Regions from separate parts of the Homo sapiens genome. Here region 1 is linked to region 2. Evidence: read pairs that join two places in POLR2A ChIA-PET (ENCODE). Cell type or tissue: GM12878. All regions are shown on one strand. Links, peaks and the distances in the headings refer to the core of each region. The heading gives the core; the rest is flanking DNA. Region 1 overlaps TNFAIP8 (TNF alpha induced protein 8). Region 2 overlaps DMXL1-DT (DMXL1 divergent transcript).

What was found. Peaks named below come from ENCODE experiments on the same cell type or tissue, not always from the same donor. Only the 100,000 strongest peaks of a DNase experiment are listed, where the experiment ranks them.
Region 1: POLR2A ChIA-PET joins it to region 2 with 5 read pairs; 5 of 35 experiments call an interaction of 5 or more read pairs at or near these places.

The regions. Positions count from the first base shown.
Region 1 is chr5:119,385,284-119,400,498 of GRCh38, reverse strand. TNFAIP8 (TNF alpha induced protein 8) reads right to left here. Exons shown (of 2, transcript NM_014350.4): 2 at 811-7,683. The coding sequence ends at 7,118. Among named protein-coding and RNA genes, the nearest start is that of TNFAIP8, 37 kb to the right of the region's middle. RefSeq lists enhancers at 2,599-2,648, 2,929-2,978, 5,413-5,462, 14,956-15,025, 15,096-15,215 and a silencer at 9,276-9,433. In GM12878, for the core only: no CTCF peak of the experiment used is centred there; a DNase peak (open chromatin) is centred at 5,274; H3K4me3 peaks cover 349 bases; H3K27ac peaks cover 1,957 bases.
Region 2 is chr5:119,021,665-119,036,879 of GRCh38, reverse strand. All of the region lies in intron 1 of DMXL1-DT (DMXL1 divergent transcript), which reads left to right. Among named protein-coding and RNA genes, the nearest start is that of DTWD2, 41 kb to the right of the region's middle. RefSeq lists an enhancer at 4,989-5,038. In GM12878, for the core only: no CTCF peak of the experiment used is centred there; DNase peaks (open chromatin) are centred at 5,379 and 5,773; H3K4me3 peaks cover 991 bases; H3K27ac peaks cover 1,310 bases.

The sequences.
Region 1 (15,215 bases), core at 5,110-10,109, 360 kb before region 2:
ACATTGTTTATGCTAACAATGTGATTTATGATATTCACCTGGAGCTCTGGGCCTCCCTGTTTCAGTTTGACTTCTGGAGGGGCTGGAGCCTGAGTAACTAAGGTTAGTCATGTGAGTGCTCCATGCCTCATTAACAACCCTGGACTCCCAAGGCTGGGGTGAGCTTCCCTGGTTGGCAATATTTTGTACATGTTGTCACACATCATTGCTAGGAAAATTTTGTGCTGTCTATAAAATTCTACTGGTCGAGGACAGCTGGAAGCTTGCACCTTCGTCTCTCCTGGCCTCTGCCCTATGTGCCTTCTTCCTTTGCTGATTTTCATCTGTATCCTTTTGCTATAATAAACCATAACTATGAGTACAATAGCTTTTCTGAGATTTCTGAGTCCTTCTAGAGAATCATCAAACCTGAGGGTGTCTTGGTGACCCCAATACAGCCTGTGATTTGATTTGACCAGTAGAATGAGGCAGAAATGATATTGTGCCTGTTCTGGGCATCAGCCTTAAGAATGCCTGGAAACTTCTGCTCTTGCAATTTGGGGTGCTCTTAGTAAGTAGTAAGTAGAGACCATGGGGAGAGGAGAGGCCCAGTCATCCAGGTGTCCCAGCCAAATCTTTGTAAGACTCCAGTCCCAGCCATGATCTGACCACAACCACATGATAGACCCCAAATCAGAGAACTGCCCAGGTGAGCACATTCAACGCACAGAATTGTGAGCGGGAACAAAATGGTTGTTGTTTTAAACCACTAAATTTTGGGGTGGCTTATAATACAGCAGTGGATAACTAAAACCAGCATGAATAATCAAGTGATTTAAGAGATTCAGAATTTAATTGGTTAAGAGATTATACATAAGTAGCTGCTAGAAATCATTACTTTCAACAATGCAACCCAAAACAATTTTCCTAAATTGAAAGCAAAAACCGATTTTTTTTTAAGGAGACTGGAATTGAACAAAATTCTCTCAGGCTGCTGAAGTCTGTTGCTTCATTTATTTTAGACTCAGTCTTCTTTTCATCGCTGATTTGGAAATAGTGAAAGGCCACCCGTAAACAATACCTCACATAGGAATAGCCTTCAGGAGGTCTCAGAGCCTTCCATGTCTTTAAAAATTGTATCTTTAAAATTAGAATATGAGGTAATTGCTCTTATGCAAATTTCAGAGACAACATGAGCGAGCTCCCTGGCAGGCAGAAGCTGGACGTCCTGGTTTCCTAACTGCTCCCACAAATGCCCTCTGTACCCTGCTGGGTTCCATCTGGCCACACTCCAGTGCCTCTCCCAGAGGAAGGCATGCCAAATTCCTGACACGTGGCGTTTGAAAATACCATGGAACGTTTCCACTCGTGGATTTCACCATGTTCTCCAGTGAATATTTTAGCAAGCTAAAAATGTGACTCCTCGGTCATGAGAACACTAAGTCCATATGATTCGAAAAGAGCAATAATGCTGGAACTTTGATCCAATTATCAGCAAGTCCTCTTCCAGGAGATTAAATGTCTTATAGTATTTTATAATTTGCTTAGCAGGTATTTATCCTTTAGTGAAAACCAATGGTCTTAGAAGAGAGCAGCAAAAGATGCTGACAAATCATTTAAATGGCTAAGTGGTCATTCTTGCTGGCCTAATAAAAGTCCATTTCTAGGAAGACGAAACCTCAGCTTCTTATAAATCATCAATTATCCCAGATAATGGTAACAATATAGATATTTATACTCTGAGTTTTTATTTCCGCGTCTTGTGTTTCAACTTCACATCAGGTTGGTTTTTAAAAATTTATTTATTTACTTCGAGACAGAGTTTCTTTTTTTTTTTTTGAGACAAAGTCTCACTCTTGTTGCCCAGGCTGGAGTGCAGTGGTGTAATCTTGGCTCACTGCAACCTCTGCCTCCTGGGTTCAAGTGGTTCTCCTGCCTCAGCCTCCCAAGTAGCTGGGATTACAGGCATGTGGCACTGCACCCGGCTAATTTTGTATTTTTAGTAGAGATGGGGTTTCACCATGTTGGTCAGGCTGGTCTTGAACTCTGGACCTCAGGTGATCCGCCCACCTCAGTCTCCCGAAGTGTTGGGATTACAGGCATGAGCCACCGCACTCAGCCTGGCAGTTTTAAACGAATGAATTCATCTGTAAGCTTTTGAATGGAAAAACCAAAGTAGAAAGAAACATATTGTCTTACATTATTCTACAAATCAAAACTTTTAAAAATCAAATTGTCTTTCTTGTATTAAGAACAAACCGCAAGTGCCTGATCATCTACTTTATTTCCACGAGGCAGAAATACAGTTATGCAGCTGATGTCAGGGAAGGCGGAGAATTTCCTCAGCCATCCATGAAGAAAGATAAGGGGCCTTATCCACTGGCTGTCTAATCTTATAAAGATCTCATGCAAATTTGGTGGACATAGGGCACAATTCTCTATCCTTGAAGAACATTTTCCAAAGCACAGATGTTTTTCTCTTAATTGTGAATGCTGACTGACTTGTCCATATCCTTTCTCAGTGCTCAGCAGATGGTACGATTTGGGACTCGCTTGTTCCCTATAACGTGGGGCTGATGTTCTTTGCTACGTGGAAAACACATCTTTGGTGAGACAGAAATGAATCAATATTACACAAAAATGTTTCCATTTCTGGAATTTCCCTGAGATAAAAATATCTTTCTGGCTTTGGGTATACATAAGTGACCGTGCAGACACTTAGTAAAAGAGAAAACAGATTTTCAATACTTCGTGGTGATGGTGACTATACGGGATTATAAGTAGTTAAAGGTTTTCCTGTTGCATCATTTTGGAAACAAAAAGCTGACTCATTTTCTGGTTAATGCTTCAATATTTTCATTAGGGAGTTTCTATAAAGTTTTTATCTGAATCACAGAAAGTACAATTATTTCAGAGGTAGGATAAAATTTTTTCTGTCATAAACAGCACTGTGTACTAAAACCTGCTATGAGTTTAACAAATCACCTAGAAGCCTAATGCTCAAGAATGCAATATATCAAGTAAAACACTGAAAAGTTCAACTAGTTTAGATAATGCAAGTATGGAAATGCAAGATTGACTAAAACTTTTAAATATTATCACTCTTATTAACATGCTAATTTAATTCATTTTACTGGAGTATTTTAATTTCCTGGCAATTGAATAGCACTTTTTACTACAAATATTTCATCATTTGGATAAACATATTCTTTTATTTACCATTTGTCAGGTTTTGTATGCTAAATTGCAACTGCTTATATACACTCATCAAGTATCTCAAGGATAAATTAAAATTCTTAGTAAAAATCCAACTGACCGGTACAGACCACAAAAAGTACTATTTTAAGCCTTTGGGGGCTTAAAAATTGTGTGTGTGTGTGTGTGTGTGTGTGTATTCACATGGTGGGAGAAAAAGAACTTTCCAGATAATTGTGAATGGCATACTATTATATAAGAGTTTAAAACGCAATATTTCTGTACGATCAAAGTTCTTAACTCATGCTTTTTTTTTTTTTTTTTTTTTTTGAGACGGGGTTTCGTTCTTGTTGCCCAGGCTGCAGTGCAGTGGTACAATCTCAGCTCACTGCAACCTCTGCCTCCCAGGTTCCAGCGATTCTCCTGCCTTAGCCTCCCAAGTAGCTGGGATTACAGGTGCCTGCCACCACATCTGGCTAATCTTGTGTATTTTTAGTAGCAGTGGGGTTTCACCACGTTGGCCAGGCTGGTCTCGAACTCCTCACCTCAAGTGATCCTCCCACCTCCGCCTCCCAAAGTTCTGGGCTTACAAGCATAAGCCACCGCACCCACCCCATGCTTTACTCTTAAACTAATTTTGAGTTGTATATGAAAGGCCTAATAATCAGAAAAAGGCTATTTCTTAACTTAACTTGCTCAAATATTTTGAGCCTCCAAATCTGGAAAATAATGTTGAAGTTTGAAACTGATGCCGTGCCTACTCTAGGGAGCACAGTACTGAACTGCTGCTTCCTTGCTTCTCTTGGTGAATGCACATTGAGTGCCTTGTCATGCTCTGAACCCACCACTGCTAGGGACAGCTGTGGGGGAGCAGCTCACTGCACCTCAGAAGTCAACGTTAAAAGTCATTGTGAGCACCTAGAAGTGAAGTTCCACGAGACAGAAAACTGAGCCACAAGATGCCCCCAAAGTAGGAGTCATGTTGAAAACTTTGAAAAATGTCTTTGTACAACATCTACACAGATCTTTAGAGAACAGGCCAGACCTGTGCTGACTTAGGTACTGCCTAAAATGTCACTATATGAGGAACCATTTCAGCAGCATACTGCCCACGCTTCTCTGAGCCAAAGATGTTCCTAGCACTGCCTTTAGCCATATCATCTTTAAGTGAAAATAAGATTTTATACATATTCCGGCTGGGACACCTCGAGCACATGTGACCTCAGGAAATTCCTTAACTTCTATTCCCCTAGTTTCCTTATCTATAAGATGGTGAAGATTGTGGCAGAATTAAATGAGTTAATGTGCCCGACACATAATACAAACTACTCTGCGTTAGTTGTCCATTAGTATTATCATCCACTTATCATATCCACTCATAATTTTTGCAGAGAAGCCACCAGCACAAAATAAAATCAATTACAACACAATTTTTTTCAAAACGTGAACAGATACTATTTTATAAAAAGGTTCATAGGATCCCCAAATTAGTATTAACTCGGCTCAGATTTATCTACCCTAAGCACGTGGGGATTCTTCCCAGCTCCCACGCTCCTTGCCACCCTAAATGCTCAAGGGGAGTCCTATTGTATTAGAAATGAACTTGCTAATCACGACTTTGGACCTGATCCAAGACATGCTTTTCAGGCACAGCACTGGTAAGGAGATGGGTCCCCTCCAGAAAATGCTGAGAAATGGTAGCAAACAGGATTCCCTCCTTCGGTCTACTCCTCACTGCCTTCCCTCTGTGGGAGATGAAGCATTGCTCCCCCAATCCCATGCACATTTGATTGCTAGCCTGCTGGCACAACCCTATGATCCAGTGTGTCCAGAGAGATCCAGATTTCTCCCTCCGTACGTTTTCTCTCTCTGGTTGGTCCTGTCTATAGCTACAGATGAGCAAGAAGCATCCATGGACTGCCCAGGGCTTTCGTTTCCCATACCTCTGCTGTTTGAGATCTGGAGAACAGAACACATCCAGTCAGTAGCTCACACCCCCCATCACATTCTCAGCCTTCACATGTGAGGAAAACAGCTGGTCAAGGAAGGCTGCTGAATTCCATTTATAAGCCACTTAGCAAGTTATGAAGCTAGAAGGGTCATTTCTGTAGTCACTGTGTTATTGTTACAGCATATACTGATCACCTACTGGCTCTAGGAAGTGAGAATGATACTTTCAGTTCAAATCTTAGTGTCAGGATTTAATATCAAACAGGAAGAAACTCTACACCTTTGCTGCTTGTCTTAGCCAAGCAAATGAGGGTGTCAGAGAAACTGACCACCCTCTCTAGGCTGAAATGGGTTAGAGCAGATCTCAACTTCTGGAATTTTTAGTTGTGGAACCTTTCCTGGTAAACTATTATTTTAATGTCAATATTCTGGGAGGCAGGCAAATTTAAGGCAAGAGAGTACACTAAATCATAGGCACAGTGGCTCACACCTGTAATCCCAACACTTTCGGAGGCCGAGGCAGGCAGATCATTTGAAGTCAGGAGTTCAAGACCAGCCTGGGCAACATGGTGAAACCCCATCTCGACTAAAAATACAAAAATTAGCTGGGTGTGGTGGTGCATGCCTGTAATCCCAGCTACTTGGGAGGCAGAGGCAGGAGAATCACTTGAACCTGGGAGGCAGAGGTTGCAGTGAGCCAAAATCATGCCACTGCATTCTAGCCTAAACAACAGAGCGAGACTCAAAAAAAAAAAAAAAAAAATCATAGACACAGTGACAATGGAAATGTTTATTGCTGGTGGTTGGGTCTGTCATTTCCTAGAGGACATAGCTGGCCAGCAGATTTTCATTTCTTTTTTACAAAATAAACAAATGCCTACTTTATTATTTATACACAGAAAATTATATAGAAACACCACACAAACTGCTTGAAATACAAATATTCTTTGGTTTACTTATCAAAGTAAAAAATAACAAAAATCTTATCAGTTAAATAAAAAAGTGACATTCTTTATCAAGCCTTCTTAAACACTGAAACGCACGCATTTTTATGCTCATGTTCTTTAGCAGTATTTCTCCCCTTTTGCCCCTCATTCCCCTAAATTGTTTCAATGAGTTCATCTGTAGAATGAAGATTGTTACCTTTCTTAATGCTACTTACTTTTTATTATCTCAATATCAAGACCAATCTAGACTTTTTTGTCTCTTACATGTGAAATGGATGTAAAAAATGGAAAATTCACCAGCACTTTTTAAGATAACATAAAAGAAGCCCTAAGCAAGCATTTCAAGGCAATGACACACCATTACATTTCTGAGAAATTTAAGTATCATTGGTACTTAAAAGGAGAACTCAATTCCAGAAGCATATTCTTATACTGGACATTATTCATAATAGCTAATATAGTTCATTTCCACAGTACTGATTTCAGATAAGCCATTTTTTTTTTCCTGAGGGTTGACTACCTCAGACTTAAATCCTGAATGTCGATGACTCAATCTTAACAAAACAGTCAGCTGTAGACATGAAAATTGAATTGTTTCAAAAGGAGCAATGATAGCAAGAGAAAGTTCTTGGCATTTTAAGAAAAGTACATATACATAGCAAGAAATGAAAGTAAATCAAAATACATAGCTTTGTACATGTTAGAAATATCCAATGTGCCACCAACACAACAACTGCCCTATTAAAAAGTCCTCAGGTCTGGAGACATCTGTATTTTTCTTTGTATAACTACATTTGCATTACCCAACCACATATCTCTCCCATGGTCTGTTACCCGTTAGGAAGCTTTTAACCAGAATTTTTGGCAATATGCTTTTCTTCAAATAAAACAAGCCTTCAAATAAATCATTATGTCTGACAACTGAATTGGGTAAAGTCTTTCTGAAATATGTGTAATCTTTAGAAAATTCTTCTTTTTTCCTTCATAAATCAGCAGTGCTCCATCTTCAAATAAATCATGATCAGTCACAATCTTAACTCATGTGCTCATATGTTCTCTTCATCCAACATTTTGTTGATACCATCACATAGTTTTTGTAAGTGGGGTTTAAAATTCCCAAAAGGATTATACAAGGCAGCCAAAAATTCACAATCTGAAAAATGATCAAACACATTATTAACCCGTCCATGTGACTTGGCAGTGAGGTGGCGCTGAATGATTTGGTGCAGCATCTCTCTGCATTCATTTAACAGCCTGGATAACACATTCCGGTCAAAGGTATAATCCACCTGATGGAAACTGACCACGGTCATAGCAAGCTGATGAACTTTCTTCTTAAATTTCTCCATCAATGCTAGCTCATCTTGATTAAACTGATTATTCCTATAAAGAATGGCCAGCTTGATGACTGTCTTGATGAGGTTCTTGATGATCTTCTCTGCCTCCTTCTTGTTTTGGGTGTACTCCCTGGTCACTCTGTAGAGCTCATCCAGCACCTCACTACTTGTGTCGTCTATTAAGGTGGTGGCGATGGATTTGGACACCATTTTACCCAAGATCTTCTTTTGTGCCTGAACGGCCAGGTTTTTGGAATTAAAGACATCTGTGGCCACTAAAAAAAAAAAAAGAGAGGAAAAGAATTAACAATTAGTAAATATCAGCAAGTGAAGCGAACTAAAAACAGGTATTTGGGAGCACTTTTTTTCCTCATTTTCCCACCATTTGTGGTTTGTCTTACATCTACCGACATTAGTCTCTGTTCAGAAAAGAATTTTTGGCTGGGTGGAGTGGCTCACACCTGTAATCCCAACACTTTGGGAGACTGAGGTGGGCAGACCACTTGAGATCAGGAGTTTGAGACCAGCCCGGCCTACATGGGCGTGGTGGTGGGCACCTATAATCCCAGCTACTCAGGAGGCTGAGGCAGAAGAATCGCTTGAACCCAGGAGGCGGAGGCTGCAGTGAGCTGAGATTGCTCCACTGCACTCCAGCCTGGGTGACACAGCGAGACTCTGTCTCAAAACAAAAAAAAAAATACAAAATCAACTCTATACCTGTCATCTGGGCAACAGCAACCACAAGCGATTTAAAAGAAATTCATTTAAATGGAAGAAGAACAAATGGCAAAGCCATAATATTGAGTAAAATGGCAGATTAAGCAAATCAAAAGGAAAGCCTTGTTTTATAATCCGGTTGCAAAAAGTCAAATTTCCCAAGACATTGGCCAGTGCCTACCAATTTGGCTGTCCTAAGTACCTTGAATTTCAGCCTCCAGAAGTCGAGTGTTGAAAAGAAGTGCTCCTTGGAGAGCTCATTGTCACTTGCTATTTCTGATGAATGGCCATTGTTCACTTTACATTTTTACACATTTTGGGGAAATAACCTTTTCATGAGCTAATGAAATGTGCTACATGAAAAATATACTTTGAAAAAGCTGTTGCTTAGAGTTTACTTTTGGAATTATAACTTCTGACAGATGTTTACAATATACATAATAATGGCTATACATATTAAATATTAAACAGACACTATATGTAATCTTCCCACCTTAGAGCTGGTCAAGTGAAAATGCTCAATAAATGTTTATTCTCCAAACCAAGTTTACTTTTCTTCTACCACAATTTTCCCCACTCCATGCATGTAGCAATCTTTTTTTTTTTTTTTTTTTGAGACGGAGTTTCACTCTTTTTGCCCAGGCTGGAGTGCAATGGCGTGATCTTGGCTCACTGCAACCTCCACCTCCCGGGTTCAAGTGATTCTCACAACTCAGTCTCCAGAGTAGCTGGGATTATAGGCACCCTCCACCATGCCCGGCTAATTGTGTATTTTCAGTAGAGACGGGGTTTCACCATGTTGGCCAGGCTGGTCTCGAACTCCTGGCCTCAGGTGATCTGCCCATCTCAGCCTCCCAAAGTGCTGGGATTACAGGCATGAGCCACCGCACCTGGCCCATTTCTCTCGCTTCTCCTAAGGCTTAAGAACTGCAGTTCTTTGGGTGTCTACTCAATCTCTGAGTCGAGTGGCAACTGTTCTCTCCATATATGCCAGTGTTTAAGCCTAGGCCTGGGTATCAGAAAGCAGTCATTTGGTAATGAAAGATAAAAAGTTTAAAAATACAGATACATACAAATGAGTCAAGGCATCAATGATTATATAAGATTATTTCTAGTTTGGATAGGCTAGCATCATTAGGAAGCAAAAAGGCAGCTGCTTCAAAATCCAGACTGGGAAGACATATAGGAAGAGTGACTCCCTTAATCCAGAACTGCCATGTTGGATTTAAAATTGGGGAAAGGCGGGGTGTGGTGGCTCACACTTGAAATCCCAGCACATTGGCAGGCCCAGGTAGGGAGAGGATCACTTGAGCCCAGGAGTTTGACACCAGCCTGGGCAACATAGCAAAACCCCATTGCAACAAAAAACTACAAAAAAAAAAAAAAAATTAGCCAGGTGTGGTGGCATGCACCTGTAGTCCCAGTTACTAGGGAGTTGGAGGTGGGAGAATAATCTGAGCCTGGGAAGTTGAGGCTGCAGTGAGCAGTGATTGCACTACTGCACTCCAGCCTGGGCAACAAAGTGAGACCCTGTCTCAGAAAAAATTAAAATTAAATAAAATTGAGGAAAAGAAGAACCAAATTAGATTTGAAATTTGGACCAAAGTAGTTCGTGGTATATAGTAGAGGCAGCTGCAAAATGGTTCCTTATGACCTGAACATCATTTATAAATATACAGTGCCATACATCCACTCAAAGAATGTCTTGATTGAATAAGAAAGGGTCCCCTCACAAATGTCGAAATTTAAACTTCTGAAACATGAACTGAAACTGCAGAAGAACTAAAATATATTTTGAAAAAGAGAAGGAAAGTGAAAATGTGTGAGAAACAGCCAACTTTATGGAGAAGTTTCCATCATTTAATGTTTTATGTTTTTATCATTTAAGCAGAAATCTGTTTCTATTCCTATTCTTCAATGATTTGCAAAAGAGTATAAAGATTAATTCACACTAAAGAATTTATGTCAAAAGAAATGGCATCCATGTAGCTAACAGTATCACATTAAAACCAGGGACCATATTTCATCTTAGAACTCCTGATATAGACCTCAAAAAAAATCAATAAACTTGATTTATATAGGGATACCCAACCATTTTCAGCTACTCAGCAGATAACCAGGATTTCAGTAATATATTACATATAAAGTTGAAATGTTATTGTGTTTTTTTTTAATGTTTTAGAACATGGCACAGTCTACAAATATCTTACCTGGGATTTACTACAAGTCTATCAGTTGGACATACTTTATGTTGTGAAATATTGAAACCAGAGGGAGAGGTATTCATAAGATTTCTCCTTTATCCAAGACTGGACTTTCATGTTTACACCTCTTCTCAGCTACTTTTCTGATTAAATCTCAATATCCCATTTAACTTCAAACATGGAAAACAAAAACTCTATGATACAGCACTTCAACTTCCTGCAAGAGAGTGTGTAACAGGCAAATCTACTGCCAACTAAGCAAGATCATTCCCCATTTACTGGTAATCAAGTATGAATCAAGATAGAGAAGTTGATCTCTGAGGCTTTCATATTTATCCTAGAGGAACTTCAAACCCCGCTCCAGAAACACAGCAGCTGTGTCACACTTTCCTTTTATTCTTTGGGTTATTCCAGTGAAGTCGTCTTTTTAAATGAGGTTGAAGCTCCTTGTTCCCCTCCACCATCTGAAGCTCTTTCTCCCCCTCCACCAAGAAGACATGCATGAGTAGATTTATTTTCCAGCATTAGAGAAAGTTTTTTTGAAGCCAACTGGGGCTTGTGGCTGAGAGTCGCTGGCCAGGGATGTGTGGTCTGTGCTCATGAAGTTTGTTTCTTTTTCTTGCAAATTAACTGCTGTTAGCCATTCCTGTGCAGGCTCATTTGTCAGTTCCACATGCTCTACCAGATCCCTTAAAAGTCTGGTGTATCTCAGAGCTAGTCCTGGATCAAGTTTTTCTCCTTCAGTCTATCCTCACCCCTGTGTGATCTCATCCACTGCCACAGCTTCAGATACCACCCATGTGCCAATGACTCCCATAGCCATAACTCAGCCCTGACCTCTTTTCTGGACTCATTTTGTAAGTGCATTCAAGATTTTTCTTTCCTTGACTATTTTGCAGGCATCTCAAATTTACCATATGCAAAACTGATCTTTGATTCTCTCCTGCCTCCCTACTAAGTGCTCCTCTTTCACTCTTTATGATCTCAATTAATAGCATCCCTTCCAACCTTTTGCTCAATCAAATCAGAGACCTGGGGATCATCCACCATACCATTCTCTCCCTCACCCAGTCCATTATTAAGTTCTTTCCATTCCACCTTCCTCCTGCATTTCTCTGAATTCTATCCATTTCCCTCCATCTCCACGGACAGCAGCCTAGTCCAAACCCCTTTCTATCTCTTTTCACATATCAGCCAGAGTTTCAAGAAATGAAATTTGCAAATGGGGCCGGGCGCAGTGGCTCACACCTGTAATCCCAGCACTTTAGGAGGATAAGGTGGGAGGATCACTTGAGCCCAGGACTTTGAGACCAGCCTGGGCAACATAGCAAGACCCTGTCTCTACAAAAAAAACTCAAAAAAAAAAAAAAATAGCTGGGCATGTAGTCCTATTTGCTCAGGGGGCTGAGGTGGGAGGACTGCCCGAGCCCAGGAGTTCAAGGCTACAGAGCTGCAGTGAGCTATAATCATGCCACTGTACTCCAGCCTGGGCGACACAGCAAGGCCCTGTCTCAGAAAAGAAAAGAAAAGAAAAGAAAAAAAAAGATGCTTCATGTAAGTTCTTTGCTAACTATCACACCTCCTTGTTCCTTAAATCCTCTTCATTTGCCTACATTTTTATTGTCTGCCTCTCCCTACTAGGATTTAAACTCTGAGAGCAAAGATTCTGTGTATCATGTTCACTGTGTCAACTTGCAGGCCTAGAGAGTGGCTGGTCCAGAAGCAGCAATCAATTTCCCCTATCTCATCCACAATATACTCAAATACTTTTCTATGAAAACATGTTGGCCTGTAAAACGAGAGTTGTAAATACATTAGTGGGTGTTTTTGTTTGTTGTATTAAAAGGTAGAAAAACAGGTATTTGTTTTACCTCACTAAACATGTGGTTTTTCTTCCCTCTAAGTGCGCTCCAGAGTATGATTTCTCTTACTGTCATCAACCAGTTCTTTTAAAGAGGAGAGATTTGTTGTGCATAATGGGAAAACATCCAAGGACAATAATGCAAATATTTAGAGTAAAAGCAAGGTGTAGTTCTGACTTGAACTGTAGCAGGAGATTAAACACAGGCCCACCTCTACTTCTGGCTGGATCTATGTTTAGACATGTGCCAGAGGGATACCTAAGGCATGTCCTGGGAAGCAACTAAGATGTAAACAGGAGATGTTCCCCAAGGAGAAAGTGCTGAAAATATTCATTCAGTTTTTTGCCTCTTAAGATCAATTCACTTGTGTTTGGAAACAGACATGTAAATTGTTCATTAATGAAGAATAATGCTGTATTTAAAAAAAAATACAAAGCATTACCACCACATTAAAACTGTTTAAGATTATTTTCTAGAAATAGGGTGTAAATGTTATTTTACATTACTTATCTTACCTCCCTCCCTCTCTGTCTCTGTATCTCCTCCCTTGGCCATTTCAGCAACATTTGCTGTAAGGCAAAGTGATATTTAGGGAATTCTGGCTTTAGCATCAAAATTATAAAGTTAGAGATAAATATGGTTAAAATATACTGACCCAAATATTCAAGAAAAAATATGCTCAGAAGGAAAAAAAAGTCCTTTGTTATTAATACTTAGTTTTATGAAAATTAACAAAAATGCCCCATAACATAACTACTCCCACTGAGAATTTTCTAATAAAGTACTCAAATCATTTTCTTTACAGTCTTACCAGTAAATACATAATTTTTTCCCCTCAAATCTATTATACTTGGGACTCTTTAACAGTGATGACAACAGATGTACATACATTGCAAATTCTTGCCTAGTTAAAACTCGATCCAGGTTTCCAATATTAGGAAGGATAGAAAAGATAATAATTTGGAAAGCATGTCTGGCTGTTGTCTGTTAATAAAAGTTCTTTAAATAAATATATAAAACCTTAGCTCTCTTGTATCTAAATAATTCTAAATCTAATGGGACTTAGTAAAAAGTCAGCTTTGGTGATAAGAAAGTGGCCAGAACAAACAACGAACCCTGTCATAAGAAGTCAGCAGGCGAAGAGTTGACCTCCCTACATGGAGATTTGGCAGTGCTCCAGAGAAAAGCAATGAACGCTCGGAGTAGCTAGTGATGTGTCAGTGTCACCAGCTTTCATACTCAAAATCCCAAAGTCAGAAATTCAACAGCATAGAGAAGAAACAACAGAGGGAAAGAGAGAGGGAGAAGGAAGGAAGGAAGGAAAGAGAGGGAGGGAGGGAGGGAGGGAGACCCAGTAGAAGCAGCACAGATATGAACTCTAAAGGGGGCTGCCCTGGAAGGGTCAGAAGCAACGACCATGGCAGCAAGCTGGAGGCAATCTTATCAACTAGAGAGAGAAGACAAGTGCCAGGCACCTTAATCCCAAAATTGGCCTTATGCCACACAGATGGAGGCTGTCACACAGAACATAGTCTTGGGAGAATCAATACATCTGAAGTCCTTAACCTGATACGGAATGCACATTTTGGGGTATATGCACATCCCCCCAAGTGGTTAAGAACCAGTGACAGGCACCATTACAGTGGCAAGCTAAGTCATTCACTCTGTTTCTTATACTCCAGAAAAATACATGCTAACCTTAAAAGGCAACATAGTAAAGAAGACATGTCAGAGAAAATGGTGACTTTGAAATACTCCTCCCCCGCAAAACAAAACAAAACAAAACAAAACACTGGGTTCTTTTGACGGGAGTATTAGGAATTGTCTAAGGCACTCTTCCAGATTCCCTTTATTGTCCTTCGCTTAGCTATTTTATACTCTGTAAATTGTAGAAAACTGATAATATTGCAAATGGCTCTTCTACATACAGACACAAATAAAATGTGTTCAGTGGAGCTGCATGCAATTGATTCCTGATTTTCTTGTTTGACTGCTCTTAAGATCCTCCTTGAACCAAATATAAGAGCTTACTGGTTCCCTCATTAATAAATGAGTTAAGTAAAATCTTCAATATGTGCAATTTGTATTTATATGAGAGTCATGAATTTATCCTCTTAAAAAACATACCTTGTAACACATATTAGAATGTTTTCCACCGAAAACATTTTTTTTAAAAAGACTGCAGTATGAACCTTTAATGCACTAGTGTTCTTTTTCTGTGGCAACTTATTTCCCCAGGGTCCTGGAAAACTATAGTATACTTATAAAAGTCCAAATACTCTGTAGCTAATGGTTCCATGAACTGCCACACTGCTCAGGGATATTACTGGTACTCGGCTTCCTCATCTGTAAGATAAGTACAATGATCCCCACTTTTTGGAGTTGTTCCAGAGATAAATGGACATGGACCACATAGATGTGTTTCACACAATCCCTATCACAGAACAGCCTTCTTCATAGGTTAAAGAACACAACAAATTAAACTTCAAATACATTCTGATGCTCTTTAGTACAGAATCACATTTGGCCAAAATTAATTCCTTCTGGTAGTATCATGAACTGAGAAATGCAAAATGCCAGATGGCTGGGTGAAAACGGAGACCTCACATAGTTCAGCTAATAAGGAGTTACATCTTCTCTTTCATAATGATATTTAAAATATATAACATATTAAAAACTTTCTTTAGAAGGGAATTTCTCTTTTTTTAAGGTGCTTACTTTCTTGTTAGCAATAGATTTAGTACTACGAGGACTCTGCTAGTTAAAATAGGGGTATTCTGCCTAGAGAAAACTGGCCTATCACGAACAGAATGAGAGCCTACTACAAGACAAGAGGAGAAGCCTAGTCAACATCCATGAAAAGCTATGCAACAGCAGCAAGATGCAAAGGTAATGGGCCAAAAATAAAGCCACAGTTAAAAGCCACAGGGGCTGACAAGGTCACTTTAGAAGTCACAGCGTTCTCATGCAGTTTCTGAAGCCTCCCAGAGAACCAGAGATCCAACAGCAGGGCGTGAAGCCAAT
Region 2 (15,215 bases), core at 5,283-10,282:
AAAAGGAAAAAAGAAAACTATTCATTTGTCTAATGTACTTCCTATGTAGGCTATCATAAATGCAACAGATATCAGTATATCTTGGGAGGCCAAGGTGGGCGAATCACCTGAAGTCAGGAGTTTGAGACCAGCCTGGCCAATATGGCAAAACCCTTTCTCTACTAAAAATACAAAAATTAGCGGGGCGTGGTGGCATGCGCCTGTAGTCCCAGCTACTTGGGAGACTGAGGCACGAGAATAGCTGGAACCTGGGAGGCAGAGGTTGCAGTGAGCCGAGATCATGCCACTGTACGCCAACCTGGGTGACAGAGTGAGACTCCGTTTCAAAACAAACAAGCAAACAAAAATCTATGTCTTTGCATTGCATTTTAACAATGTCTTTAGGTATTTGAATCCTTCTAAATTTATTCTCAAACAAGTTATTGTTAAAAACTAGTAGGAAAATAGCTATGTTTTAAAATGTTCTTTCCTTCTATGATTTCTGGGGTTTATGTTTAAATGATTCTCCTGACAATTACTTTAGAACTGATAGGTAATGACTCATTGGAACAGTCGTACCTCTGACTCATGGAGAATCTAGTATAAGTCATTTGACTCATCTGCTTCTCCCATTTAGGAAAAGTCACTATAAATGTATCATAAGGTGCTGTGAAATGCCTGACTGCACAGATAAAAGGTGCTAGAAAATTACAAGGTTGGAGAGTCTTATGTTAACATGTAGTTTTATAAAACTTCAAAAATGTTTTAATTTTGGTATAGATCAATTCTGTAATAACCTTTTTATGTAGGGGATAAAAACTTTTCCTCCCATATGAAATGTTTCGTTAAGAAATTTTATAGCTTCTGTAGGTTTCTGGTCATTGTGTTAAATAAAATAAATTGAAAGAAGGATTTCTTGTTGAATTTAATTTAGTTTTTTTGCTAATTAAAAAAATCCACACAATATCCAAAGCATACCATAAGTTAGATTAATTAAATCAGTTGCCTATTTCACTTTAAAGTAGAATTAAGCCTATCAGTAGCATAAATTTTTAAAGATTCAGAAATATTAGCCTCCTAAAATGACTTCAACTAACAGAAAGTATGATTTAATGTGGAAATGATATGCTTTTATTAGAATAACTGAAAACTTTTTAAAAATGATAGACTTTTTAAAGAACACTTATAGATTTACAGAAAAATTGAGAAGATAGTACAGTATTCCCATATACCCCATACCACTTTCTCTATTATTCACATTCATTAATATGGTATATTTGTAGGCCGGTTGCAGTGGCTCACGCCTGTAATCCCAGCACTTTGGGAGGCCGAGGCAGGTGGATCACCTGAGGTTGAGGGTTCAAGACCAGCCTGACCAACATGGAGAAACCCCGTCTCTACTAAAAACACAAAATTATCCGGGTGTGGTGGTGCATGCCTGTAACCCCAGCTACTCGGGAGGCTGAGGCAGGAGAATCACTTGAACCCGGGAGGCGGAGGTTGTGGTAAACCGAGATCGTGCCATTGCACTCCAGCCTGGGCAACAAGAGCAAAACTCTGTCTCAAAAAAAAAAAACCAAAAACAAAAAGGTATATTTGTTAAAATTAATGAACCAATATTGATACATTGTTCTTTACTAATGTCCATGGTTTATTTATATTTCTTGGACTTGATATGCTTTTTCTGTCCCAGGATTTCATTAAGCATATCACATTACATTTAGTTATTATGTGTCCTTAGGCTCCTCTTGCCTATGACACTTTCTCAGATATTTTCTGTTTTTGATGATTTTGACAATTTTGAGGAGTACTGGTAAAGTATTTTGTAGCATATCACTCTACGGAGGTTTCTCTGATTGTTTTCTCATGATTGTACTGAAGCTATACGATTTTGGGAGAATACCACAGAGGTGAAGTACTATTTTCTTTTTTTCTTTTTTGAGACAGAGTCGTGCTCCGTTACCTAGGCTGGAGTGCAATGGCGCGATCTCGGCTCACTGCAACCTCTGCCTCCCAGGTTTCAAGCGATTCTCCTGCCTCAGTCTCCTGAGTAGCTGGGATTACAGGCATGCACTACCACACCCAGCTAATTTTGTATTTTTAGTAGAGATGGGGTTTCTCCATGTTGGTCAGGCTGGTCTCGAACTCCTGAACTCAGGTAATCTGCCCGCCTTGGGAGACTCTGGAATTATCATTCAAGTCAATTTATATGCAATGATGCAGTCTCATACACTGTACTCAGCCTTCTTCTGGGCTGCTCACTGCACATATGCTGCAGAGGCTTTGGAGATGCAGTGGCCAGAAGCAAACTTGAACAGAATAGTTCCATTCCTGAGAAAGGCAAGGATTTTTTTTTCCATCCTGCCACCAAAAGTTTCTAATTGATGGGATAAATAGCAACCCTACATTATACCCCAATTTTTGCTTTCAGAAAGAAACGTATAGCCTTGCAGATTTGAAGGTTTTTAAATATAGTAAGCATTAAATGAGTGGACTTCTCTGTTGTTGGCCTATATATTATTATTATATTGTCTCTTTTTTTTCCTTATGAAAGCTAGGGCTGCTGGTCAAACCTGAGTTCCTGAAACCTTTAACCCTACTCAGCCAATACAACCGATAACATTCCTGAAGGTATAGTTAGATCCAGACTTTATGGCGCATGAAGATTATACAGTTTGAGAGGCTCTCTTCAAAATGATAGACAAAATTACATTCATTTCTTAGAAGGGGCCCAAACAATGCAAAGCACTGAAGCTTAAGGTTTGTTAGCTTTATGGATAAGTCTGCCACTACTAAGGAAATTTTTGAAAGTGAAATAATTAATGGATGTAAAATAATACCAAAAATATATATTCCTGTATATGTGTGTGTGGTTTCATATACATATATTTATATATATGAGAAACAAAAAACAACATATTCATAGGAACACTATTTCTATGTGAGGTTTTGTCTCCCATCTCCAATACAGAATCTAGTGAGTTAGATTGGACCATCTAAATGGTCAAATTTGAATCTCAGATTTTACAATTCTTTTTTTTTTTTTTTTTTTTTTTTGAGACAGAGTCTCGCTCAGTCGCCCAGGCTGGAGTGCAGTGGCGCCATCTCGGCTCACTGCAACCTCTGCCTCCTGGGTTCAAGCGATTCTCCTGCCTCAGTCTCCTGAGTAGCTGGGACTACCAGCACCCGCCACCACACCCAGCTAATTTTTGTATTTTTAGTAGAAACAGGGTTTCACCATATTGGCCAGGCTGGTCGAACTCCTGATCTTGTGATCCGCCCACCTCAGCCTCCCAAAGTGCTGGGATTACAAGCGTGAGCCACCGTGCTGGCCTACAACTCTTATGTAAAATGAGGTAGAGAGAAATGTGCTAGACTGGAAAAGAGCAAGTCCAAATACCTAAACTTAAGCTGGCCTGCATTACTAACCTAGACACTTCCCTGAATGAGGATCAGACCTATTTTACCTAAGCCTCCTAGAAGAGAGGACACCGAGAGAGATCACTCCTGTGAGTTCCATTTACCTTTGAAAGCATCTTCCTAAAACACCGTAGGTTATCTTTCGTCCTGTAGGGCAAGGGGCCAGGCAGGAGCCCTTTTGTGTGGCAGAGCTAAGCAGCAGAGCAAAGCAAGTTGGCTAGGTGGTACAGGGACATGGAAGCTACAGAAGCAAACATGGTTTTCTGCCTTCCCCATCTCCAGACTACAAAATTAATCCTTCCATTTACCCAATATCACTTTCCTAAAATTTAGAAACTATTGATATTTATTTTACAGAAGTTTTTGGATTGTTTGCTCTGATTGATCAAGATGTTTAATTCATATGCTATTAATATAGTATAAGTTCCAAAAAACAAAAACTCAGTCTAAAATAATGGGGGGTAAAGAAACTTATGGACTGCGAACTGGAACTACAGCTCTATCTCTCTCTTTCATGGGTCAGTTTCTATTTCCCTCTGTGTTTCTGTTCATTGTCTTCCTGGTGGCTAACTTCTGCTTATAGTTTCTGCTCCCTTTTAACTTCTGTGTGCACATGACTTGGACTTGTTATGGTACTATGCTCTGTGCTGGAAACGTAGCGGTGAGTAAGGCAGCCCTGACTTCTCAGCTCTGCATAGGACCCACAGTAGGGTAGGGAATAAACACACACACACACACACACACACACACACAGTTGTGATGTGCTATGAAACAATTTGTCAGATACAATGAAAGCTTACATTAAGACAGTGTAAACTGTGGATCATGATCTATGAGTGGGTCATGAAATCTATCTAGTGGCTTAAGACCAGTATTTTTAACAAACTAAATAATAAAACATCCTAGTAAATCACAGATAATAAGGATAAGTATTCTTTTGTGAAACTTTTATTTCTGCTTACGTTGTCAGTGAATGAATATATAAATCCAGGGGCTTATAGAGTATGCTTTCAAGAGGAAAGATAGAAAATAAACAAGATAAATTAGTAAAATATAGAATATGTTATAAGATGACAAGAAGCTGAAAAAAGGCAAGGAAGGGGAGTATATAAAATGTGAAGGGTGGGGGTTAAAATTTTAAAAAGGGTAGCCAGAGAAGACTTATTTGGGAAAGCGCCTTGTGGTTAAAGATCTCAAAGAATTGAGGGAGTTAGCCATATGGATACTTGGAGGAGGAACATTCCAGGCAGAAGGAATAGTCAGTGCAAAGGCCCTGAGTGTGGCTGGCCCGTCTGAAGAGAAGCAAGGCCAATATGACTGAAGGGGAGTGAATGGGAGGACTAGCAGGTGACGAGGAAAGAGGGTGAGTCATGGTCAGTGGGGCAGATCATGTAAGGCTACGTGATTTGTAGTAGGCAGGGCCTTGGTTTTGACTCTGAGTGAGATGGGAAGCCATTGGATGGCATTGAGGAAAAGAGTGACGTCTGATTTATGTTTTAATAGGATCACTTTGGCTGCAGGATTGAGAATAGTTTTAAGGAAGGCAAAGGCAGAAACAGAATTACTAGAATGTAAACTCCATTAAAGCAAAGTTTTTATACGTTTTATTCACTTTGTATCCCTAGTGGTTTATAATAGTGACTGGCAGATAGAGATAATCATTTGTTTAAGAATGCATATTTGCATATGTGTGCACCAGATCATGATATGAAATATATTTCTTATGGTAGATCAAGGTCAAAAGGATTGAAAACCCCTGTCTTAAAACTGACCTAGTCTTGGATCTCAGGAAAGGGATTCTCTGGGAATTGACCTTTTTTAGGCTGAGATCTGAAGAATGAACAGGAGGATGTGGGGGTGTCAGAAAAAAGACTTTTTCAGAAGTTGTAAATTTGAGAATCATCAGCACATGCATAGCATTTGAAGCTCTCTGCAGGTGTTTTTGTGTGAAAGTAAGGAGCCAAATTAAAGCCATTGCTAACCGCCTCCACTTTCTGTTTCTTATTTTGTATGCTCATTTCCTGTAGCATTCGTCCTGTTGAAAAATAGTGTAGTCATTTATTTTTTAAAAAGTATAAATCTTGAAGGACGCTTCCTGTCTCACATCATAGTAATAGGAAAAGTCAGTGAATTTGAAATTCAAATTTAGTTTATTTAAATGAGTAAGAAGATTCACGGATATTTTAGGTATGCCACATTTTTTGAGGCTATATCTTTTTACCTCTGAGTCTGATTCAATTTTGAATACTCAGAATATGCTTCTTCTATACAAGTATTGGTATGAGTTATATCATCTGCTCAAGGGACTGGCAATGATTTTCTTTATTTTTTTTCTTTTGGGGACTTTTGGGAAGGCATGATTGTGTGTTGAAATGTGAGAATGACATGAGATTTGGGAGAGGCCATGGGTGGAATGATATGGTTTAGCTCTGTGTCTCCACAGGGCAAAATAGGGACAGCAAGTCCTGAAGGAGAGGAGGCTCATACTTACATATCTGAGATAAGAACTGTTCCAAGAACTTTCTAAAAATCCTTTCACTTCTTTCATACACCCTTTGATAAGATTTATCACAAGATGGCCGGGCACGGTGGCTCACGCTTATAATCCCAGCACTTTGGGAGGCTGAGGCGGGCTGATCACTTGAGGTCAGGAGTTTGAGACCAGCCTGGTCAATGTGGTGAAACCTCATCTCTACTAAAAATACAAAAATTAGCCAGGTGTGGTGGCATGTGCCTGTAATCCTAGCTACTCAGGAGGCTGAGGCAAGAGAATTACTCGAACCCAGGAGGTGAAGGTTGCAGTGAGCTCACTACAGCGCTACTGTATCCAGCCTGGGCGACAGAGTGAGACTCCATCTCAAAAAAACAAACAAACAAACAAAAAAACGCAAAAGATTTATCACAAGACATTCTTTAAGACTGCAGTGATTAAGTTGAGCTGTTCTTGGAAAAACATTTGCCCAGTAATGGCATTTCTATCAATGAACTAACAGCAACTCTGGCTTAGAAACTCCATGACCAATGAGCCATTTCTAAGCAGCTCATGTAAATATTTTTTGCTAATAAAGGCTCTCCTTACCCTTTCTTCACTGAATGCTCTGGTGATTTGCCATGTCATGCATTCCAGATTATAATCCTTATTTCTTTTCTTTTTTCTTTTTTTTTTTTGAGACGGAGTCTTGCACTGTTGCCAGGCTGGAGTGCAGTGGCTTGATCTCGGCTCACTGCAAGCTCCGCCTCCTGGGTTCGCGCCATTCTCCTGCCTCAGCCTCCCAAGTAGTTGTGACCACAGGCGCCCGCCACCACCCCCGGCTAATTTTTTGTACTTTTAGTAGAGACGGGGTTTCACCGTGTTAGCCAGGATGGTCTCGATCTCCTGACTTCGTGATCCGCCCACCTCGGCCTCCCAAAGTGCTGGGATTACAGGCACCCGGCCTATAATCCTTATTTCTATTTCCAAGTAGACTCAACATATTTAGAGATAATTTTCTCTAGCATCTTTTGACAAACTCGTGACCTAAACACCTCTCATTAGGCCCCACCTCCCAACACTATTGCATTGGGAGTTAAGTTTTCAACACATGAAATGTGGGGGACACAGTCAAACTATATCACTTTGTCTGCCACTATTAGAATCAGATATCCACATTGTGTGTTTTTTTTAAAAAGAATCACTTCTTTTTTTTTTTTTTTTTGAGATGGAGTCTTGCTTTCTTGCCGAGGCTGGATTGCAGTGTCACCATCTCGGCTCACTGCAACCTCCGCCTTCTGGGTTCAAGTGATTCTCCTGTCTCAGCCTCCTGAGTAGCTGTGATTACAGGCGCACAACACCATGCCCAGCAAATTTTTGTATTTTTAGTAGAGACAGGATTTCACCATGTTGGCCAGGTTGGTCTCAAACTCCTGACCTCAAGTGATCCACCCATCTCAGCCTCCCAAAGTGCTGGGATTATAGGCATGAATCACCATGCCTGACTCAAATCTTTTAATTAATTAATTGATTTATTTATTAACAGATGTGGACTCACTCTGTCACTCAGGCTGGGGTGCAGTGGTGCAATCATAGATCATAGCTGAACTCCTGGACTCAAGTGATCCTCCTGCCTCAGCCTCCCAAGTAGCTAGAATTATAGGTGCATATCACCATGCCCAGCGAATTTATTTTTTGTAGAGATGGGTCTTGCTGTTTTGCCCAGGCTGGTCTTGAACTCCTGGCTTCGAGTGATCCTTCTGTTTTGGCCTCTCAGAGCACGGGATTGTAGGTGTGGGCCATTGCACCTGGCCTAAATCTTTTACTTAATGCTATACCTCCTCTTCCTACAACCCTCTTTAAAAAAAAAAAAAAATCAAATATTAAGTTTGCAAACTTATTCACTTATGTTTATTTTATGAAAGTGAAGACAAGCTTATTTTATGGCAAATGTTACCCTACTTTCTTGAACTGATTAAGAAAAAAGTGATTTCTTTCTCATTAGTATAGTGGTATTAAAATAAAAAGAAGAAAAAAGAAAATAAAATTATTTTTCAAGTGATCTCCTCATTAAATAAAAATGCAAAGTATTTCCTGTTCAGTGCAGAGAAGACCTCTTAAAGTATATTGTCCAAAAAGGAGGAGAAAACTTTTTACGTCTAGGTTTCCCCTTTGGGGATTTCTCGTTGTTTCAGGTCACTGCCACTTACGTTGTCTCCTTCAGAGATAGGCTCCTTCCTTTAAAACTTTGACCCAAATGTTGACAAAACCCTCAAACTCCCACTAGTTATGCTCTGTGCACATGTAAGTGTACGTATACACACACATTCACACACACGCTTTTAAAAAATGTTGAGTTCATACAGATGTCAATAATTCCATTCAAATACCACAGGATCTTTCTTATTCTCCCTCATTCCATATTTGTATCTCTCTTCTCCCTCATGGAGAGCCGTGGCTCTCCATGTGATCCCACTGATCACTCAACTACAACTTCTACCCGTCTGCCCGAGTTATCAACAGAATCGAGCCTCAATTGTCCACAACTGTAATCTGCCTTATGAAGGTAACATTATTGATTTTCTTTTTTCCCTTCCCTGGATCACTTCTCTATTCCTCTACTGGTGCTTCTGGGATTTAATTCTGAAGTAAACTACCTGTATTCAAATTCTTGTCTCAGTATATGCTTCTGGGGAAACACTGTGTAAGTCACACCCCCGACTCACTAACCTACTGATCCCAAGTACCAAGAAATGGTCTTGTAACAACTACAAATATACAAATGGTCTTGTAAAAACTACAAATATTCAAAACATAATATTACATTAGCAATATACTAAGATATATCTAGACTGTAAAATATAGTACAAATCTAGGAAGCAAAACTTTCTTATGATCATATTTTAATACTCAATTATTTCAACTTATCATAAAACATAACTGTATTAATATTAGTTTTGTTTATGAGTTAAATTATAGTGTGTACAGCTAAAAGAAGAAAAAAATGAAAGAAAGCAAGAAAGAAAGCGGTGAGAAAATAGAAGAAGGGAGAGAAAAAATAAATCTACATACAGGGTGAATGTTCTGTTTTTAAATGGCCTTTGTGATTCATAAACACTAGCAATGTGTCATTTGATTCACAGATCCATGCCTCCAAGGAGCAAATGTAGGAATAAATGAACACTAAGGCCCTGGTTTTGATCTCATGCAAAAAGGAGGTAATATTATTTCATCAAATGAGCCGTTTGTGAATAAAGAAATGAATTGAAAAAGCTTGATTTCCTGTCATCTTTGGTTCAATTTAGGGATGGAAAGGAATAAAAACAGGAGCATTCTTAGATCAGTACCAGTTTAGTAAGAACAGTTCTTCACAAGACATAACAAAACACCTCTCAACCTTTCAAAGAAAAAACAATGCAAGTCTTTGCTCCAAATCTATACAGAGGTAAAACACTAATATAATAGTCATAGAACTCTGTGAGCCTAGTATAAAGAAATCTGTATTTAAGAGCTCAGTTATGATTTCAAAATTAATTGAAGGCCAGGTGCAGTGGCTCACACTTGAAATCTCAGCACTTTGGGAGGCCAAGGCAGGTGGATCACCTGAGGTCAGGAGTTCAAGACCAGCCTGCCTAACATGATGAAACCCCGTCTGTACAAAAAATACAAAAATTAGCTGGGCATGGTGGCAGGTGCCTATAATCCCAGCTATTAGGGAGGCTAAGGCAGGATAATCGCTTGAACCTGGGAGGCAGAGGTTTCAGTGAGCTGAGATGGCGCCACTGCACTCCAGCCTGGGTGACAGAGAGGGACTCTGTCTCAAAAAAAAAAAAAAAAAAAAATTGTGGGATAGATATTTGCAAAAGTATTGGAAATTAAAAAAAAATTATGGAGTAGGTATTTACAAGAGTATTCACAATAAGACTTCTTATATACAGTCAACTTTATTTTAAAAGCAAAAATGACATAAATGAGTGAGAGAGATCCAAGCCTTGTAGAGTAGAAATGCTCTTTGAGCTCTTATATTTGTTTATATAGAAATTTTCTTCATAAAGAGACTTTTGGTGAAGAACAGTGAGTACAGTTATTTATGAAGTTGTCTTTTAATTCAAAAAATGAGTTTAACTGAAAAGGTTGAAAATTGAGTGATTTCCTAAACCAGGAAGAAGTTGAATCCCTGAATAAACCAATAACAAATTCTGAAATTGAGGCAGTAATTAATAGCTTACCCCCCAAAAAAAGCCCAGGACTAGACAGATTCACAGCCAAATTCCACCAGAGGTACAAAGAGGAGCTGGTACCATTCCTTCTGAAACTATTTCAAACAATAGAAAAAGATGAACTCCTCCCTAACTTATTTTATGAGGCCAGCATCATCCTGATTCCAAAACCTGGCAGAGACACAACAAAAAAAAGAACATTTCAGGCCAATATCCTTGATGAACATCAATGCGAAAATCCTCAATAAAATACTGGCAAACCAAATACAGCAGCACATCAAAAAGCTTATCCACCACAATCAAGTTGGCTTCATCCCTAAAATACAAGGCTGGTTCAGCATACTCAAATCAATAAACGTAATCTATCACATAAACAGAACCAGTCACAAAATCCACATGATTTTCTCAATAGATACAGAAAAGGCCTTTGATAAAATTCAACACCCTTTCATGCTAAAACTCTCAACAAACTGGTATTGATGGAACATATCTCAAAATAGTAAGAGCTATTTACGAAAACCCATAGCCAACATCATACTGAATAGGCAAAAGCTAGAAGCATTTGAAAACTGTCACAAGACAAGGATGCCCTCTCTCACCTCTCCTATTCAACATAGTATTGGAAGTTCTGGCCAGGGCAATCAAGCCAGAGAAAGAAATAAAGTGTATTCAAATAGGAAGAGGGGAAGTCAAATTGTCTCTGTTTGCAGATGACATGATTGTATATTTACAAAACCCCATCATCTCAGCCCCAAAACTCCTTAGGCTGATAAACAACTTCAGCAAAGTCTTGGGATACAAAATCAATGTGCAAAAATCACAAGCATTCCTATACTCCAATAATAGACAAACAGAGAGTCATATCATGAATGAACTCCCATTCACAATTGCTGCAAAGAAAATAAGGAATACAACTTACAAGGGATGTGGAGGACCTCTTCAAGGAGAACTACAAACCACTGCTCAAGGAAATAAGAGAGGACACAAACAAATGGAAAAACATTCCATGCTCATGGATAGGAAGAATCAATATTGTGAAAATGGCCATACTGCCGAAAGTAATTTATAGATTCAATGCTATTCCCATCAAGCTACCATTGACTTTCTTCATAGAACTAGAAAAAACTACTTTAAATTTCATATGGAACTGAAAAAGAGGCCATATAGCCAAGACAATCCTAAGCAAAAAGAACAAAGCTGGAGGGATCACACTACCTGACTTCAAACTATACTACAAGGCTACAGTAACCAAAACAGTATGGTACTGGTACTAAAACAGATATATAGACCAATGGAACAGAACAGAGGCCTCAGAAGTGACACCACACACCTACAACCATCTGGTCTTTGACAAACCTGACAAAAACAAGCAATAGGGAAAGGATTCCCTATGTAATAAATGGTATTGGGAAAACTGGCTAGCCATATGCAGAAAACAGAAACTGGACCCCTTCCTTACACCTTATACAAAAATTAACTTAAAATAGATTAAAGACTTAAAACCTAAAACCATAAAAACCCTAGAAGAAAACCTAGGCAGTACCATTCAGGACATCAGCATGGGCAAAGACTTTACGACTAAAACACCAAAAGCAATTGCAACAAAAGCCAAAATTGACAACTGGTATGTAATTAAACTAAAGAGCTTCTTCTCAGCAAGATAAACTATCACCACAGTGAACAGACAACCTACAGATTGGGAGAGCATTTTTGCAATCTATCCATCAGACAAAGATCTAATATCCAGAGTCTAAAAGGAACTTAAACAAATTTACAAGAAAAAAACAAACAATTCCATCAAAAAGTGGGCAAAGGATATGAACAGACACTTTTCAAAAGAAGACACTGTTGGTGGGAGTGTAAATTAGTTCAACCATTGTGGAAGACAGTGTGGCAATTCCTCAAAGATCTAGAACCAGAAATACCATTTGACTCAGCAATACCATTACTGAGTATATACCCAAAGGATTATAAATCATTCTACTATAAAGACACATGCACACATATGTTTATTGTAGCACTGTTCACAATAGCAAAGACTTAGAACCAACCCAAATGCCCATCAATGATAGACTGGATAAAGAAAATGGGGCACATATACACCATGGAATACTATGCAGCCATAAAAAAGAATGAGTTCATGTCCTTTGCAGGGACATGGATGAAGCTGGAAACCATCATCCTCAGCAGACTAACACAGGAACAGAAAACCAAACACCACATGTTCTCACTCATAAGTGGGAGTTGAACAATGAGAACACATGGACACAGGGAGGGGAATATCACACACCGGGGCCTGTCAGGGGGTGAGGGGAAAGGGGAGGGAGACCATTAGGAAAAATACCTAATGTATGGGGGGCTTAAAACCTAGATGACAGGTTGATAGGTGCCGCAAACCACCATGGCACATGTATACCTATGTAACAAACTTGCACGTTTAGCTCATGTATCCCAGAACTTAAAGTAAAAATAAAGTAAGCAAATAAATAAATAAGACAATTGAGTGATTCCTTTGTTAATCTCTGAGGTACCCTTTTCCTCCCAGTTCTTCCTTTTCATGTCCCTAGCCGTGTCTGGGGTGTTATGATTGAATCATTCTCTTGGAACCATTTCCTTGTTTGACACTCACCTGCCATTTGAACAACTGAAATCTAAAGTCATGTGAAACAACCTCAAATTTGCTATAGCTATTGGATTTGGCTGTTGTCCCTCACTTATGAAGGAATAGCTTTATAGCTCCTACCTGGATTCTGAGATAACGAAACCTGGATTCAAGTCCTGGCTCTGTCACTATTTTTGATGAATGATTAAAGACTTCTTGACACTAGAAGTTCTCTCTAGGTTGTTTGGATGAACTAGCTGAAGCTGGGGCCTCCTCTCCTTTTGCCAGTGAAAGTGGCTATGTCTGAAACAACTTGTCTTGGTAACTGTTGCTCCTTTTCTCCCAGTGGGCAGAGCTGTGACCAAAATCAACTTTCCATAGGAACTAATAAGCAGTGTTGCCAGATGACTGGCACCCAAATTCAGACCATTTAGTGTCCCAGACCAGACTTTATGTCCCTTGTTCATAATTCCACTTTCATCTTGCCCTATAAAGGGGAGAGGAACAGGGGTGGATTCCTCTCTTTAAGCACAGCCCTGTTATGCATCCAGCTGCACCCTGGCCCTACTTAGCTCACCTCTTTGCAAGATGCCCAGAGAATGGGGTAACCCTTCTGCCTGTGGCATACACACCCAGTGATACTGCAGATGTTTGCAAGAGCCCTTGGCTGTCAGCATGATGTTTTACTTTTGTGACCTTTAGTTTCCTCATCTGTGAAAATGGAAAACACAATACAGTCTTCCCTCATATCAGGGGAAGGATTGGTTCCAGGACTCCTTTAGATGCCAAAAGCCACTGATGCTTAAGTCCCTCATATAAAATGGCATAGTATTTGCATATAACCTATGCACATCTTCCTGTATACTTTAAATCATCTCTAGGTTACTTATAATCCATAATACAATGTAAATGCTATGTAAATAGTTGTTCTATATATATATTTTAACATTTGTATTATTTTTCATTTTAAAAACTATTTTTGATCTATGTTTGGTTGACTCTGTGGATGTGAAACTTATAGATAAGGAGGGCCAACTGTACCTCACAGGATTGTTTTCAAAGTTAAATTTATCTATTCCTCATGTGAAGTACTGTTGAGTTACCTCTTATGTAAAAGTTTGCTGCACAGATTAAAATAAATCACCTTTGAGAGAGTTGTGGTGTTATCAAAAGAGCATGGACTTGTGAGTCACATATTTGGCTTCACATACGTTCCAACTTTGTTGCTTTGAGCCCCTGTGACCTTTAGTAAGGTGTGAGCATTAAATGAAATGATATCTATAAAAGGATCAAGTACACATGTGTACATGCTCAATAAATTGTTAACTTGCTTTCCTGCTCCCCTGCCTTTCCTCCTCCCTTCCTCTTTTTTTTTTTTTTTTTTTCCCAGAGATGGGGTCTTACTTTGTGACCCAGCCTGGAGTGCAGTGGTATGATCATAGCTCACTGTAACCTTGAACTCCTGGGAACTCAGGAGCTCAAGGAATCATCCTTCCTCAGCCTCCTGAGTAGATGGGACCACACGTGTGCTCCACCATGCCTGGCTAATTAAAAAAATTCTTTTTGTAGAGTTACAGTCTTGCTTTGTTGCCCTGGCTGGTCTCGAATTCCTGGCTCCAAGCAATCCTCCCACTAGACCTCCCAAAGTGCTGGGATTATAGTTGTGAGCCACCATGCCTGGCCCCTCCCTTCCTCTTTACTTACACGCATGCTTGCTTGGTTGTTTCTTATTCTATTCTTACTTCTCCTTCAACGTTCTCCCTATCTGGACTCTTTCCTCCTCCAACTTTTCCCCTAACTGATATGCTATGTTTTCTCAAACTCAACAAATTCTCAATATGCAGTAGAGAATAAAGGATTGAATCCTTTATTCAATCCTTTAGTGAATGTGGGCCTGGGGCTGGGCGCATTTTCTGGACCTACTACATATGGAAAGGTTGGGCAATGAACATCCATCCTTGTGATAGTTGCTTAAAGTCATCAATAAGTGCAGTAATGCTTACTTCAGTAGCCATCAGATTTGTATGTTTCTGCAAATCTGGGCTGTTCTTTGCTTCCCTCTTCTGGTGAGTTTCTTTCTTTTTTTTTAGATTTCTTCAGAGAACAGCTATAATTTGGAGGGATGTAGTAAACAAGTCAGTAAGTCTAGAGTAGCATCCAATATCTTATCATCTTCCTAGCTCAATTTCTTGCAACTGAGGCAGTATTGTTATTTCACACAATGGACTTGCTGACATCAACGGAGCCAGAAAGACTAGGCAAAATTGAGACTTAGAATTAGACATTCTGTTGAGTTACTAGATAAGCAGAGCCCAGCTGAGATGGTAAGTTCTGTAGGGATAGTGGAGGGACTCTCTCCCTAAGGATCTAACTCAAATGACTTCATGTTCCAAGCAAGTAAGTAAACCAGTAAAGGGGCAGATATACAGTAGGGAGTACTGGAGGCTATGGCAAACTGGGGAACATATGTCTGGCCTAAGGACATTCAAATGTAAACATTTCAAACATTGAATGTGCCAAACCA